Regions from separate parts of the Homo sapiens genome. Here regions 1, 2, 3 and 4 are each linked to region 5. A link is a contact called in ENCODE Hi-C or POLR2A ChIA-PET data. All regions are on one chromosome and are shown on one strand. The core of a region is the stretch at or near the end of the contact, and the rest is flanking DNA. Distances in the headings are between cores, read along the strand shown.

What was found. Hi-C counts contacts between places; a loop is a spot of excess contacts on that map. ChIA-PET counts read pairs that join two places held with the same protein, here RNA polymerase II (POLR2A). Pooled maps may share reads with other maps.
Region 1: a pooled map shows a loop between it and region 5 (2.6-fold over the local background). The contact joins two enhancer-like sites. A Hi-C loop is called at or near these places in 2 of 50 pooled maps. POLR2A ChIA-PET finds 5 or more read pairs at or near these places in 4 of 52 experiments (IMR-90, K562, OCI-LY7 and 1 more).
Region 2: a pooled map shows a loop between it and region 5 (2.1-fold over the local background). The contact joins two enhancer-like sites. A Hi-C loop is called at or near these places in 5 of 168 maps with a recorded cell type or tissue (IMR-90, K562, cardiac septum and 2 more) and 11 of 50 pooled maps. POLR2A ChIA-PET finds 5 or more read pairs at or near these places in 3 of 52 experiments (GM12878, PC-9 and activated naive CD4-positive, alpha-beta T cell).
Region 3: a loop to region 5 is called in a pooled map, with 2.6 times the contacts of the local background. The contact joins the promoter of FABP3 here to the enhancer-like site in region 5. A Hi-C loop is called at or near these places in 4 of 50 pooled maps. POLR2A ChIA-PET finds 5 or more read pairs at or near these places in 4 of 52 experiments (GM12878, K562, WTC11 and 1 more).
Region 4: a pooled map shows a loop between it and region 5 (5-fold over the local background). The contact joins two enhancer-like sites. A Hi-C loop is called at or near these places in 1 of 168 maps with a recorded cell type or tissue (endothelial cell of hepatic sinusoid) and 8 of 50 pooled maps. POLR2A ChIA-PET finds 5 or more read pairs at or near these places in 3 of 52 experiments (GM12878, PC-9 and activated CD4-positive, alpha-beta T cell).

What each region holds. Positions count from the first base shown.
Region 1 is chr1:30,927,824-30,930,523 of GRCh38, reverse strand. No RefSeq gene overlaps it. Among named protein-coding and RNA genes, the nearest start is that of SNORD103A, 6.6 kb to the left of the region's middle. Within about 2 kb of position 1,368, at least 4 of the 41 ENCODE cell types and tissues checked have a DNase peak (open chromatin) inside an H3K27ac peak, as active enhancers do.
Region 2 is chr1:30,963,406-30,966,105 of GRCh38, reverse strand. It overlaps PUM1 (pumilio RNA binding family member 1), which reads left to right. Exons shown (of 22, transcript NM_001020658.2): 13 at 1-124; 14 at 1,196-1,432. Among named protein-coding and RNA genes, the nearest start is that of SNORD103C, 3.5 kb to the left of the region's middle. Within about 2 kb of position 1,250, at least 4 of the 41 ENCODE cell types and tissues checked have a DNase peak (open chromatin) inside an H3K27ac peak, as active enhancers do.
Region 3 is chr1:31,371,751-31,374,450 of GRCh38, reverse strand. It overlaps FABP3 (fatty acid binding protein 3), which reads left to right and starts at 1,375. Exons shown (of 4, transcript NM_004102.5): 1 at 1,375-1,509. The coding sequence starts at 1,437. LOC124903892 (a long non-coding RNA gene) reads right to left here and starts at 152. Exons shown (of 2, transcript XR_007065573.1): 1 at 64-152. RefSeq lists a silencer at 895-1,189.
Region 4 is chr1:31,393,571-31,396,270 of GRCh38, reverse strand. No RefSeq gene overlaps it. Among named protein-coding and RNA genes, the nearest start is that of SERINC2, 18 kb to the left of the region's middle. RefSeq lists a silencer at 1,275-1,569. Within about 2 kb of position 1,415, at least 6 of the 41 ENCODE cell types and tissues checked have a DNase peak (open chromatin) inside an H3K27ac peak, as active enhancers do.
Region 5 is chr1:31,161,448-31,164,147 of GRCh38, reverse strand. No RefSeq gene overlaps it. Among named protein-coding and RNA genes, the nearest start is that of NKAIN1, 77 kb to the left of the region's middle. RefSeq lists an enhancer at 1-336. Within about 2 kb of position 1,312, at least 3 of the 41 ENCODE cell types and tissues checked have a DNase peak (open chromatin) inside an H3K27ac peak, as active enhancers do.

The DNA.
Region 1 (2,700 bases), core at 119-2,618, 230 kb after region 5:
AACAGATCTATGTAAAGTGGCTCTCTTGTCATGTCATGGGAAATTATGGCAATTAAATTGTGTCCAGCACACTGGTGTAATAAATGATACCAGTTTCCCTGCACAGTTTTTGATGAACAAAACTATCTTTGTTCATTAGTTTACATAATAATGTCATTTGTTGTGAACCGACTCTGCGTCAAGTCACACATGAGATGGTTTTCACATGTTCTCAACAACTGTTCTGGGAACCAACAGCCCTGTGAAGAATGCGGCTGTCCCTATCTCATAGATGTGGAAATAGGTCCTAGGATCTGATGCAAGTCTTTTGATAGACCAACTCTGATCAATAAAGCTTTCCCCTTAGTTCATCATGCGAGGGGGTGGGCATGGGGGCAGACCCCTCCATCTGCAGGATTGGGTTTCATGGAGTGGCCTGGGCTCTGGGCCACCCCCTCTTCTGACCACCATTACTCTGCTACCAAGTCCGTCCCAAGGATTCTATGGCCCGGGCTGTCGTCACACACTGGGTACCGGCATTCTTGGTCTCTCTTCCAGAGTCCCTCCAATGTGCATTCCTCAGTTTATGTAATAACCCTTACCCTCTCACAGTGCTTTACAGTTTACAGAGTACTTTGTATTTGAGATACCATTGGTCCTTGTAGAAAGCTTTAGGGAGTCAGGGAGAGATGTTTCAGCCCTTTATACAGATGAGGAGTTTGAGACTTAAGCCCCGCAGTCAGTAACCAAGTGAGGATTTTATCTGAGGGTTCCTGACTCCCAGCCCAGTGCCCTGTCCATGTCATCCTGCCCTTGCCACCCGCCATTAGCCCCATGAATGGCCATCTTCTCTTTTTGAGGCTCAGAGGGATTGCAGAAGGGTGAGGCCCTGGGGAGTGAGGCATCCTTTTGAGGGAGGAAACCTGTAACTTTATGTAGTTACCATCTGTAGCCACACGAGGGTGCTGCCACCTAAAGCGAGTATTATGGAGGCCTAAGGGTTCAAGGTCAGGGTTGGGATGGCTTTCCCCTGGATTGAAGGGCTCAGGAGTGTAGTCAGGAATCCCACCCAGAGACCAGAGGTCTGGCATCTGCCCTGAAACTAAGCTTTCTCCCTTCTTCACTCCCTCTCCTCCTGCTTCCTCCAGCGTCTGCAGTGCATAGCACTAGGCCCTAACACACACAGGGTGTCAGGGTATGGTGAGTGTGGGGTGAGAGGGTATGGTCACTGACCTGGCTCATGAACCTCAGCTTTGCCTTTGACTATGTAATCTCTGGCAAATCACTGACTTCTCTGGACCGTGGTTTCTCCAGCCATCACCTGGAGTGGTAGACCAGGCCTGTCACTCTCACAGGGCTAGTGTGAGATCACACAGGAAGACACATCACACAGGCAGCCCCTTGCCTCTGTTAATGCAACCCTGGTGCCTCTTTCTGGGGCCACATCCTGGCTTTTGCAGCAAGCTTTCAAACAACGCACACCTCCGAGTCTATTTTAATGACTGAGCTTCAAATCCCAGCTCTGCCTGGCCCTTTGTGACCTTTGTAAGTCATCTGCCTTCCTCTCTTTCCTCAGCTGTAAAATGGAGTTAATAATAGCTTTATTTCACAGGGTATATTGGAAGCCCTTGGCACACACAGGGCTGGGAACACAGTAAGCCATAAATAGGAGTTATCATTACCTCCAATTTTTCCTTGCTATGTTGGGGCCCTTGCAATTTTCACTAGGGTGAAACTGGGTGTTTGACAGGAGCTGGACTAGGTCCAGTCTAGTATACGGACTTCCAGACTGGAATCCAGATTGGGATCTGGAGGTTGAAGTGGGTATTTGACAAGAAATGAACAGGGTCCAGTTGGAGGCCTCAAGTAAGCACATATTTAGAAGGACAGGGCATTGTGTGTTCATCAGAATCTGGGGAGTCTGAAACTCCTCTGTCTGGAGCTCCAGCTAACTTTATGTTTAGAACCTGAAGATTCAGAACCTGTGCCATTCTAGTGAAATGGATGTGCCTCAGGAAGATAACTTACAATTCTAGTGGCCACAATAGGGAAGTTTTACTCTAGATGAAATTATTCATCTATGGGTACATTAAAAAAAGATGATCCTGAGTACTTAAGAAACAATGAGATGCATTGTTCGATGGTACACGGAAGCTTCCCAAAGACAGAATGACTTAAAAAAAAAAAGCCTGTCTAAAGAAATCTTTACAACACACTCATAAAAATTATTTTGAGGCTGGCGTGGTAGCTCATGCCTGTAATCCCAGCACTTTGGAAAGCCGAAGCGGGCGGATCACCTGAGGTCAGGCGTTCAAATCCAGCCTGGCCAACATGATGAAACCTCATCTCTACTAAAAAAAATGCAAAAATTAGCTGGGCGTGGTGGTAGGCGCCTGTAATCCCAGCTACTCAGGAGGCTGAGGCACAAGAATTACTTGAACCCGGGAGGTGGAGGCTGCAGTGAGCCGAGATCGTGCCACTGCATTCCAGCCTGGGTGACAGAGCAAGACTCCATCTCAAAAAAAGAAAAAAAAATTATTTTGAATCTGCATGGCTGTTTGATCTTTTGTCTTTTTCCATCTGAATGCTTGAATATTCTGGACACTATCTTCCTTTAAAAGATCTTCAAATGAGCCAGGAGTATCTGCAACAACTAAATGCAAATCTTGGTCTTGCACACAACTTGGCTATTATAAAAGCAACCGCCTGAGACTAATTGGA
Region 2 (2,700 bases), core at 1-2,500, 200 kb after region 5:
TCACAGAGCAGCTCCCTCTTCTCCCAGGGCTCTGCCCAGCCTGCCAACACATCCTTGGGATTCGGAAGTAGCAGTTCTCTCGGCGCCACCCTGGGATCCGCCCTTGGAGGGTTTGGAACAGCAGGTAGAAATTAGACTGATATGCTCTTAAGACTGAATTTTAATTATTTTTACAATCCTTCTGGAATACTGGCAATGCATGGAACCACAGGCAGATCTGGACCAAGCCTTGTGGGAATCCAGCCATCCCACATAATCTGTGAGATGATAGACTATTGAAATCAAGTTATACAGATGGGACCTATTTCAATCCATGCTCATGTGGCTACTTACTTAATCAGTTTCTTTCAGGGATTTGAAATCTAGGGAAGATTTTTGCTGTATTTGGGAAAAATATTGAGGGAACTGTAGAAATTGATATCAAAAACTGAGGGAGGAGGACTTACTAAAGATAGCAGAGCTGAAATACTCCACAATTGAGACTGAGCCGAGTTCTTGGCCTGCAGGCCTTAAAGAGTTACAAGTTTTCTTCAGTCTTTTGAGTAGAATTTAAGGTAGACATGTGGAAAATTAGGAGGAAGGATATTAGACCAAGATATTTTTAATGTTTTGATGAAAAAAGCAGGAGTGTAGTATGGTGAATAATGGGATAATTGCAGAGATTATAAAAAACAAACAAACAAAAGTGATCCCTAAATAGAAGGGCATGTGTGAAAGAAAGTATCTTAATTGGAATTGAGGGCAGCATTAACTCTCGATTGAACCCACTGAGAAAACAGGCTTTCATATAGAAGTCTTGTGTAGTGGGGCAGTACCCCATTTACAAATCTTTTTTCTGTATCCCATTTTTCTACTTGAACCTTTTCAATTGATGAAAGGCATTCTTCTAGTCCATTTTCTTCCACCTTTTCCATAGTTCATGTGGCCGTCAGAGCTTTTTAACCCTCCCTTATCCTATAATATACGACACCATAGGAAGGTAAATTTGGCATATGTTTGATGGTCATGTTAACCTGAGCCATGTCCTCTTTATTACTTATCTGCCCCTAGTACTGCTACATTAACAGTTAGGCTGTCTCTGCTGACAAATTTGCGGTGGTAAGGAGTCTGGATCAAAGTGTTAGGAACAGGTCACTGGGCTTGTTCTTCGAAGAACAGGCCTGTTCTTATCTGCATTGTTTTAATTCCATTTTAGTTGCAAACTCCAACACTGGCAGTGGCTCCCGCCGTGACTCCCTGACTGGCAGCAGTGACCTTTATAAGAGGACATCGAGCAGCTTGACCCCCATTGGACACAGTTTTTATAACGGCCTTAGCTTTTCCTCCTCTCCTGGACCCGTGGGCATGCCTCTCCCTAGTCAGGGACCAGGACATTCACAGACACCACCTCCTTCCCTCTCTTCACATGGATCCTCTTCAAGCTTAAACCTGGGTAAGAACCATTACTCTAACACCACCTTGAACTCTAGAACTCTCTTGCCACCGATGACATTACAAGAACTTTGCATAAGCAAAGGACAGTCCCTTTATACTAGAAGTGTCCTGGGTGTTCTGTGCCTTCCGTAAATACCTCATGTTATTCAGGCTGTACCTATAGATAGTATAGCAGTTTTGGCTTTATTATAGTTTGGGTACATTCCCTGTATATTCAGTTAGCTTTAGTATGAACATTTTATTCTTTGGCTACCTGTGAGAGTATTTCAATGTAAACAATATAAACACAGGTTCATTTCAGTGAAGCTAGGAAACACAGAGACAGAATTTAATCACCTAGTATCACCACCTGAAATACCACCACAATTAATATTTTGCCTTATTTCCTTTCAAAATTTCCCCTCTGCTATATGTACATATAATATCTTGCTTTTTCACAAAAAGCATTTTATTTTTAAAATTTTGCCATATTTTAAAATATTTGTAAATATAAACTCTCAAACCATATAGTATGTTAATGAGGAGATGTATATTTCCCTATTAAATATTTAGATTGTTTTATGCATGGGATTTTAAAATATTACCATCTAGATTCTAGAAAATAGGGAGAGAAAAAGAGGATCCCAAGCAGCAGGCTATAAGAATGAAAAGAAAATTATATTACCTTTTTTTTGGTGGCAAATCTCTAAATCTTTCAGGACATGGGAGATGTTTTCTTATCTCAAGCATGGTGCATACTCCTCTCCCGCAGTTATGTATTAAGTTTAAAGTACTGATTTATTTGCTAGATGGGGAAAATTGAATGCTAGATGTAGAGTCACCATATAATGTATCATGCAAACCAGAACACTTTTGTGAGTGGAAGGGGGTGCTATGAATAATTACTTGGTGATGATAGGCCTAAATCAGGACTGTCCTGGGCAAATCAGCACATGTGGCCACTTTACCAAGAAGATTCTGTTCTTAACCAGCAAGATTAAAAGTGGCTTCATGGACTCAGAAGTGAGAACTTGACTAAAAACAAACAGGATGCCTTCGTTTGGATAGGCAGACTAGAAAGTGATTTATAAGATTCAAGAGAAGTCTGAAGTGGGTAGGGTAATAGACTTATTATTCTAGACCTAGGAGTGATAGCTTTGAGTTTGAAAGAGGCGAGTTTCAAGTCAAAACTATGTTTATATATACACATTGGCATGTGTGTGCGTATCCTGAAGTTTTATACAGTAAGAACTTTAGTTGTAGAACTCATTTTCTCAGGTTATATAT
Region 3 (2,700 bases), core at 126-2,625, 210 kb before region 5:
AGCTCCTCAGAGCTTCAACTTGTTCACCTTTTTAAAAAGAGAAAATAATACAGTAACACCTACTTCATGGATTTTGCTTTAAAAGTCCAATGAGGCCAGGTGTGGTGGCGTGTGCCTATAGTCCCAGCTGCTGGGGAGGCTAAGGTAGGAGGATCCCCTGAGCCCCGGAGTTTGAGGCTGCAGTGAGCTATGATGGCGTCACAGTACTCCAGCCTGGGAGACACAGCGAGAGACTTTGTCTCTAAAAAATAATAATAAAATAAAAAGTTCAATGAAACAATACACCCAAAGCCCTCAGCATGCAATAAATAGCAAGACAAGGCAGGTCTTATTTTTACTGAAAGTGCTTAGTAAACTATACAGTGACAAACCACCGCACAACAGGCTCTCGAAAGGAGGCAGCAAATTACCCAAAAGTGCAGGCGGCTTGCTAGTGTGCACAGGCCAAAGAAAGGGCGGCAGGTGGGGAAGGCAGCCATGGGCCTTGAAGAGCTGACCGAATTGGCAGAATTTCTGCAGGAGGGGAGCTGGGAACGACCTGAGCTAAAGCTCGGAGCTGTGCGAAGAAACCGGAAAAGCCCAGAGCACTTGCAGGGGCGGGTGGGGAGCTAGATGGTGGGGTGGGGTGGGGACGGAGGAGGGCCAGCAGGAGACATTCCGCAGGGAGGGGCAAGCACGTGTGAGGCGGGCGGGGCGCGAAGGGTCAGGCTTTTGCTCAAAACAGGCAGAGGACAAGGTCAGCTCAGCCGCAGACCGAGCCGCTGGTGACTGTCTCCGCCACCAGGCAGTGAGAGTGAAGGGAGAGCGCGAGCTCTGAAGCCCGCTAGACTAAGCTTGCAATCTGAGCTCCATTCACCCCCTCCTATTTCTTGAGACCTTGTCAGTTCCCCTGTGAGCCTCGGACTCCTCACTTGTAAAACGAGGACAGATGCCCGTGCCAGAAGTCAACCAGAGCTTTCCCCGGCGTGGGCACCAGCCCAAGGGCGTTTTGCTTTTCTAGTCTCATCTCTGCTCTGACGCTAAGCTCAAAGAGGGACTGGGGGACGGGAAGATATCCACCATGGCATGCGCCCTAGCTCTCGGGCTGGTGTTGGCTGCTTCCTTCTCAGATTCCAGAGTGCCTAGAGGCCAGGAAAGGGAGAAGGTCCTACCAGCCTGGGGTAGGGACTCGGGGGCCAGGCACTGGCGCTGACGCAGGCTAGCAGGGCGCCACTGGCTGGTCCCCACCCACCTCGGTGGGTTGGGGGATGGGCGCACCAGCCCCTCCTGGGTGAGCCCTAGCCTGGGGCTTCCTATTTCGGGAGCCGGGGGCGTGGGCCACGTCTCCTCATGTGATGCGAGGGCTATTTAAAGCGGCAGCCCGGGCAGGGAGCCGCCGTCGGAGCCCTTGCACGCCTGCTCTCTTGTAGCTTCTCTCAGCCTAGCCCAGCATCACTATGGTGGACGCTTTCCTGGGCACCTGGAAGCTAGTGGACAGCAAGAATTTCGATGACTACATGAAGTCACTCGGTGAGCAAGCCGCGGGGCTCAGGATGTTGGCTTGGGGACTGGCTGGTGGCGTGCCTAGCCCCACGCAGCACTCCTGCCGCATCCCTCCTGGTTAAGACTGGGGAATAGGGGAGCGCGGAGATGGCAGCCTGGCCTAGAGCAGGTGGGGCCTGTTCAGAGGGGGCTTTGGTGGTCCAAATCTGGTTAGAGACCACGGTAGGGAGGTGGTGGAAGGAGGCAGCTGTGTGGGAGGCTCTTTCCAGGAAGAGGGATATGTGATTTGGAGGTAGGAGGAGGGTTTGGATAAAGAACACTGATCACAGGAAAGGGAGTGTAGCCAGGGGAGAAAAAGAACAGGGGCATGGGTAGTTTAGAAATTGGAGGAGACTGAACCCAGAAAGGGAATGGGGCAGCCAGGGAGTGTACAATGATGTAAACAAGTAGGAAATACCTAGGAGGAAAAAGATTAGTGGGGAAAAAACTGTGGATCAGTGAATCAGATATGAGAAGGACGTAAGACAGGAACCTGCAGTAAGCAGCAATCCCCATCTCTGCTTGGTTAGGGAAGAGAATTCTTGCTGGAGAATGCCCTTTCTCACCAGCCAGTCTGACCTTGTCCTGCAGTCTATGTATCCAGGCCTTCATCACTGTCTGTGAGCCTCGTGGTAGGGTGGGGCAAGAGGCCCATGATCAGCTGGGCCTTTCCTGCAACCCAAGGCTCACCTATCTGTGCGAGGGGTAGGCAGAGAAAGCCATTGGACTTCTGATGTGCAGTAGAGGGTCCCAAGGCAAGGTCAAGACCTGGGAGGGAGGATCACTGGTTTAGGAGGATGTGGAGAACTGCTGTGGTGTTGGGATGGAGAAGAATCAGGATTCAAAGAATCTCACAGGTGAGGAACTTGGAGATTCCCATACCATCTAGTTCAACAGGGAAACTGAAACCAGGAGAGTAGAAATGTATTATAACAATTCCACAGCAGAGCCAATATGAAAATCTAAGGTTTCTAGATCTGTAACCCAGAGCTCTTCCCACTACCCTACAGGCCCTGCGAGTGGGAAGAAAAGTAGAAACTGCTTAGCTAATGATTGACCTCAGCCCTTCTTCTACTGCTTTGGGCTTAGATGGAGAGGTCAAAGCTCTCAACGGCCTCTACCCTATCTTGGGCGCTATGCCCAGTAATTCTAGGCAGGCAGTCATTCTTAGAGGAGCAG
Region 4 (2,700 bases), core at 166-2,665, 230 kb before region 5:
TTGAAGAGAAAGAAAGTTCTACTTCTTATACCCCTAAGTCAATCACACCTGGCGCTCAAATAAAAAGTTCCCTTATGACTCCTCACTGAGAGCCTCTCAGAGCCTCAGTTCTGCCAGTGTAAGGTGAAGGCAGTTCCATCTCTCCTACGATGCTTGTGCAGGTTTCAATCATGATAAAAAGTTCCCAAGGGCCAGGTGAGGTGGCTTACACCTGTAATCCCAGCACTTCGGGAGGAAGAGATGGGAGGATCGCTTGAGCCCAGGAGTTGGAGACCAGCCTGGGCAACAAAGTAAAACCCTGCCTCTACAAAACAATAAAAAATTAGCCATGGTGGAGCCGCATGTGGTCCCAGCTACATGGAGGCTGAGGCAGGAGGATTGCTTGAGGCCAGGAAGTGGAGGCTGCAGTGAGCCACGATCGCGGTATTGCACTTCAGCCTGGGATACAAAGCAAGACCCTGTCTCAAAAAGAAAAGTTCCCAAGGACTTGCTGTGTTACCTCTTTTAATCCTCTCAACAACCCTGTGAGATAAGAACTATGATCTCTGCTTTAAAATAAGGAAACCAAGGCACAAAGTGATTGTGTAACGAGGTGAGTTTGAGTAGCTGGTCCAAGACTGAAGCTCAGGTCTAACCCCAGCCCCCGCCACCCTTCCTCTCTACTCAGAAAAAGAAGGTAATCAGAGGGTGTGACAATGTTTGGTAAACGGCAAAGACTTGCGCTGATACGGGATGACAGAAGGCGGGGCGGGCGCGGTGGCTCACGCCTGTAATCCCAGCACTTTGGGAGGCCGAGATGGGCGGATCACCCAAGGTCAGGAGTTCAAGACCAGCCTGGCCAACATGGTGAAACCCCGTCTCTACTAAAAATACAAAAATTAGCTGGGTGTGGTGGCGGGCGCCTGTAATCCCAGGTACTCTTGGGAGGCTGAGGCAGGAGAATGGCTTGGACCCAGGAGGCAGAGATTGCAGTGAGCCGAGGTCGCGCCACTGCACTCCAGCCTGGGTGACAGAGCAAGACTCCGTTTCCAAAAAAAAAAAGAAGAAGAAGAAGAAGAAGGCGGGGTGGGGAGCGGCCCTGGACAGAGAGGGAATGAGGCATGTGTCGCTCAGCACCGGCCACTGTCCAGTGGAGGTGCAATGCCATGCCAGACAGAGCTGTGGTTCTGCACAGCCTGGCCCAGGAGGGCCTTCGCTGACCCCAGTTGACAGGAAAAGAAGTAGCAGCCCGGCCCCCGGAAGAGGGGGAGGGACGCGCTTAGACGCCGGGAGAGTGCACCTGACTGGTGTCAGGAGGTCCGCGTCAAGTGCCAGCTCTGTCTCTAGTTCTCAGGGTGACGTCTGGCTAGTTCCTCTCCTCTCGGGACACCTGTTTTCCCGCCGGGCTCAAGTGCGGATCAATCAGGGCTGGGAGGCTCCGGGAGCCCGCGCGCTCTCCTAGCTCGGCTCCGTAGTGCCCCCCGGTGGACAAACTGGTGCGTGCCAACCTCAGCTCCGAGAAGAACACCCGCAGGAATCGCCCCTTCCGTCTTCAACGCCTGGCCCTGGGTGCACGGAGGAGGCGCGCACATGCCTCATTTCCAGGGCCCAAGAGGAAGGTGAAGGTTCCGAGGAGATCTGGGCGGGCGAGGAGAATCCCCAGGCTCTGGCTCTGACGCTTGTTTGCTGTGTGAATTTGCACTCACCTTCCTCTCTCTGGGCCAGCTTCCCTATCCCTAAGAAAGGAGTTAATAGGATGAGTCCTGACCTGGGAGCCATAAGACTTGGTTTTCAATGTTAATGAGCTTAAGCAAGTCCCTGCCCTACCCTGGGCCTCAGTTTCCCCATCTTCACAAGTTGAAGGCACCAAATGGCCTCAGGACCCTTCTGGCTCTGACATTCAGTAGTCTAAATGGCAACAATGTGTTTAGGAGAATTAAGAGGAGGTGCAAGTGACCCCAAGAAGAGTTTCTTGAGGTCTGGGAGATGATTTTGACTGGGTCAAAAAGTATTAATATTTATAATTATAAATATTATATCATGGGGCCTCTTTTGTTGACAATGCCCTGTGGGATGCCTTTGGCTGGGGACAAGTCCATCAGTGTATAAGAGCCGCTCACACCAGCTAGCAAGAGCAAATTGCTAAAGTTTCAGGCATTTTGCAAGAGGGCTGTTTAACAGTCATTGCTAAAAATTAAATTGTATACTGGGCACAGCAGCTCACACCAGTAATCCCAGCACTTTGGGAGGCTGAGGTGAGAGGAGGATCACTTGAGGCCAGGAGTTCCAGATCAGCCTGGGCAAAATAGTGAGACTTCCATCTCTTAAAAAATCATAATATCAGGCTGGGCAACATAGTGAGACCCTGTCTCTACAAAAAATTTTAAACATTAACGGGGTGCGGTGGCGCATGCCTATATTCTCAGCTACTCAGGAGGCTGAGGTGGGAGGATTGCTTGAGCCCAGGAGGTCAAGGCTGCAGTGAGCTGTGATCATGCCACTGCACTCCAGCCTGGATGACAGAGTGAGACCCTGTCCCCAAAAAATATATATCATCATAATAAAAATTTTAAAATTAAATTGTATACATTTACAATTAAATAAATTATATTAAAACAAAGATATTAAAAATCATCACTTCCTAATTATTTTACTATATTTCACTATTATCTATTCTCTTGAGTTTACCTACATTTATTTTTTTTTCATTTTTATTTATTT
Region 5 (2,700 bases), core at 63-2,562:
TGAATGCCCACTCTGTGCCAGACACTAGGCTGGAGTTTCACATTCGCCGCTGGCTCTTTCACTGATATCCATTTCACAGACAGGAAAACTGAGTTTTGAGCAATGACGTCACCTGCCGATGGACACCAGCTTTTTTTTTTTTTTTTTTGAGACGTAGTCTTGCTTTGTTGCCCAGGCTGGAGTGCAGTGGCGCCATCTCAGCTCACTGCAACCTCCATCTCCCAAGTTCAAGCAATTCTCCTGCCTCATCCTCCCAAGCAGCTGGGACGACAGGCGCATGCCACCACACCCGGCTAACTGTTGCATTTTTAGTAGAGACGGGGTTTCACCATGTTGGCCAAGCTGGTCTCAAACTCCTGACCTCAGGCAATCCACTCGCCTAGGCTTCCCAAAGTTCTGGGATTACAGGTGTAGCCGCCACGCCCGGTCGACACTGACTTTCAAACCCTCTCACCCTCCAGAGCGAACACACCCTGAATGCATCTCTGTCCCCCTCAGTATCCTGCCCTTGTGTCCAGAGAGAGTCCTTGGTGTGACAAGAGGTCTACACAGGTGGGGGGAATAAAACTCTGGGAGCCCAGCAAGGCAGATTGTTGCTGACAGGAGGAAAATAATCAACATTAAACCCTTACCAAGTCCTTACAACATGCCAGATGGACATTAACTCTCTGAATCTTCACAGCATCCTATTTTATAGATGAGGAAACGGAGGCACAGAGAAATTAAGAAAAATAAGGCCAGGCACGGTTTTAATCTCAGCATTTTGGGAGGCTGAGGCAGGAGATCACTTGAGCCCAGGAACTTGAGACTTGCCTAGGCAACATTGCAAAAACCTATCTCTACAAAAATACAAAAATTAGCGCCTGCCCGTAATTTCAGCTTTTGGGGAGCCTAAGGTGGGAGGATCACCTGAGCCCGGGAAAGTCGAGGCTGCGGTGAGCTGTGATCGTGCCACTGCATTCCGGCCTGGGCAACTAAGTGAGATCCTGTCTCAGTGAGAAAAGAAAAATGACACACACACACACACACACACACACACACACACACACACACACACAAAAGAAAAATGACACAGGTGGTAAATTTCCTAGAAAATAACCCGTTTGTTGAGCATCTGGCTGGGCATTTTTCCTAAGTGATATTGTTCAACCTCCCTACTATCTCCAGCAGAGGTATGGCCCGTGTTTACCATCGCTATCTCTTCCCTGTCTACACAATCTTAATCCGACTCAAATATCTCACTCTGCTCTTTCCATCAGAACACCAAAGAGAATGGGTGTCACAGCGACACCTGCTGGCTGGCGCTATATCTCCGCTGCCCCTAGACTTTTGTTTTGTTTTGTTTTCCAAAACGGAGTTTCGCTCTTGTTGCCCAGGCTGGAATGCAGTGGCGCAATCTCGGCTCACTGCAACCTCCGCCTCCCAGGTTCAAGAGGTTCTTCTGCCTCAGCCTCCTGAGTAGCTGGGATTATAGGCGCCTGCCACCACACCCAGCTAATTTTTGTGTTGTTAGTAGAGACAGGGTTTCACCATGTTGGCCAGGCTGGCCTCGAACTCCTGCCCTCAGGTGATCTGCCCACCTCGGCCTCCCAAAGTGCTGGGATTACAGGTGTGAGCCACCGTGCCCAGACTTTTTTTTTTTTAGAAGGAATTTCACGCTATCAGCTGGGCTGGAATGCAGTGGTGCAATCTCAGCTCACTGCAACCTCCGCCTCCCGGGTTCAAGCGATTCTCCTGCCTCAGCCTCTCAAGTAGCTGGGATTACAGGCGCCCGCCATTATGCCCAGCTAATTTTTTTGTATTTTTAGTAGAGACAGGGTTTCACCACATTGGCCAGGCTGGTCTCAAACTCCTGACCTCGTGATTCACCTGCCTCAGCCTCCCAAAGTGCTGGGATTACAGGAGTGAGCCACCACGCCCGGACTTTTTGTTTTTTTCTTTGAGACAGGGTCTCACTATATCACCCAGACTAAAGTGCAGCGGCATGACCACAGCTCACTGTAGCCTCGACCTCCCCCAGGCTCAAGCAATCCTCCCATCTTAGCTTCCTGAGTAGCTGGGACCACAGACACACACCACCACACCCGGTTTTTTTTTTGCTTTGTTTTTTTGTTTTTGTATTTTTAGCAGCAGCAAGGTCTTGCCATGTTGCCCAGTCTAGTCTCGAACTCCTGAGCTCAAACAATCCACTTGACTTGGCCTCCCAAAGTGCTGAGATTACAAGATCACAGGCATGAGCCACCACATCCGGCTGCCCAGCTAATTTTTGTAGTTTTTGTAGAGACAAAACATGCAGTTTGTCTGTTTTGGACCAGGCATCTAGACTGGGAGGAAACTATCCCTCCCTGCCAGTTGACTGGCCCCAACCTCATCCCCAGCACCTCCCCTGCGCACCCCTCCGGCCCCAGGAAGTTCAAGTCCTCCTGCATGTGTGATCATCCTTCTGCCTAACCAGAGCCCGCCGTCTCCCTCTCCATTTTTGGTCTTGGCCCCTGAAAGGTCATGGGCTTTGGACTAGACCAGGGGGAGTTCATATCCCAGCTCTGCCAATTGCTAACTGGGTAATCTTGGGCAACTCGTAATTTCTCAGAAGCTCAATTACTTCATTTGCAAACTGCCTCACCAGGCAAGGTTCTAGGAGGATCACAGCAGGTAATAGATGTAAAATTCCCTTTCTCTAGCATCCAGGCATTTGTGGGG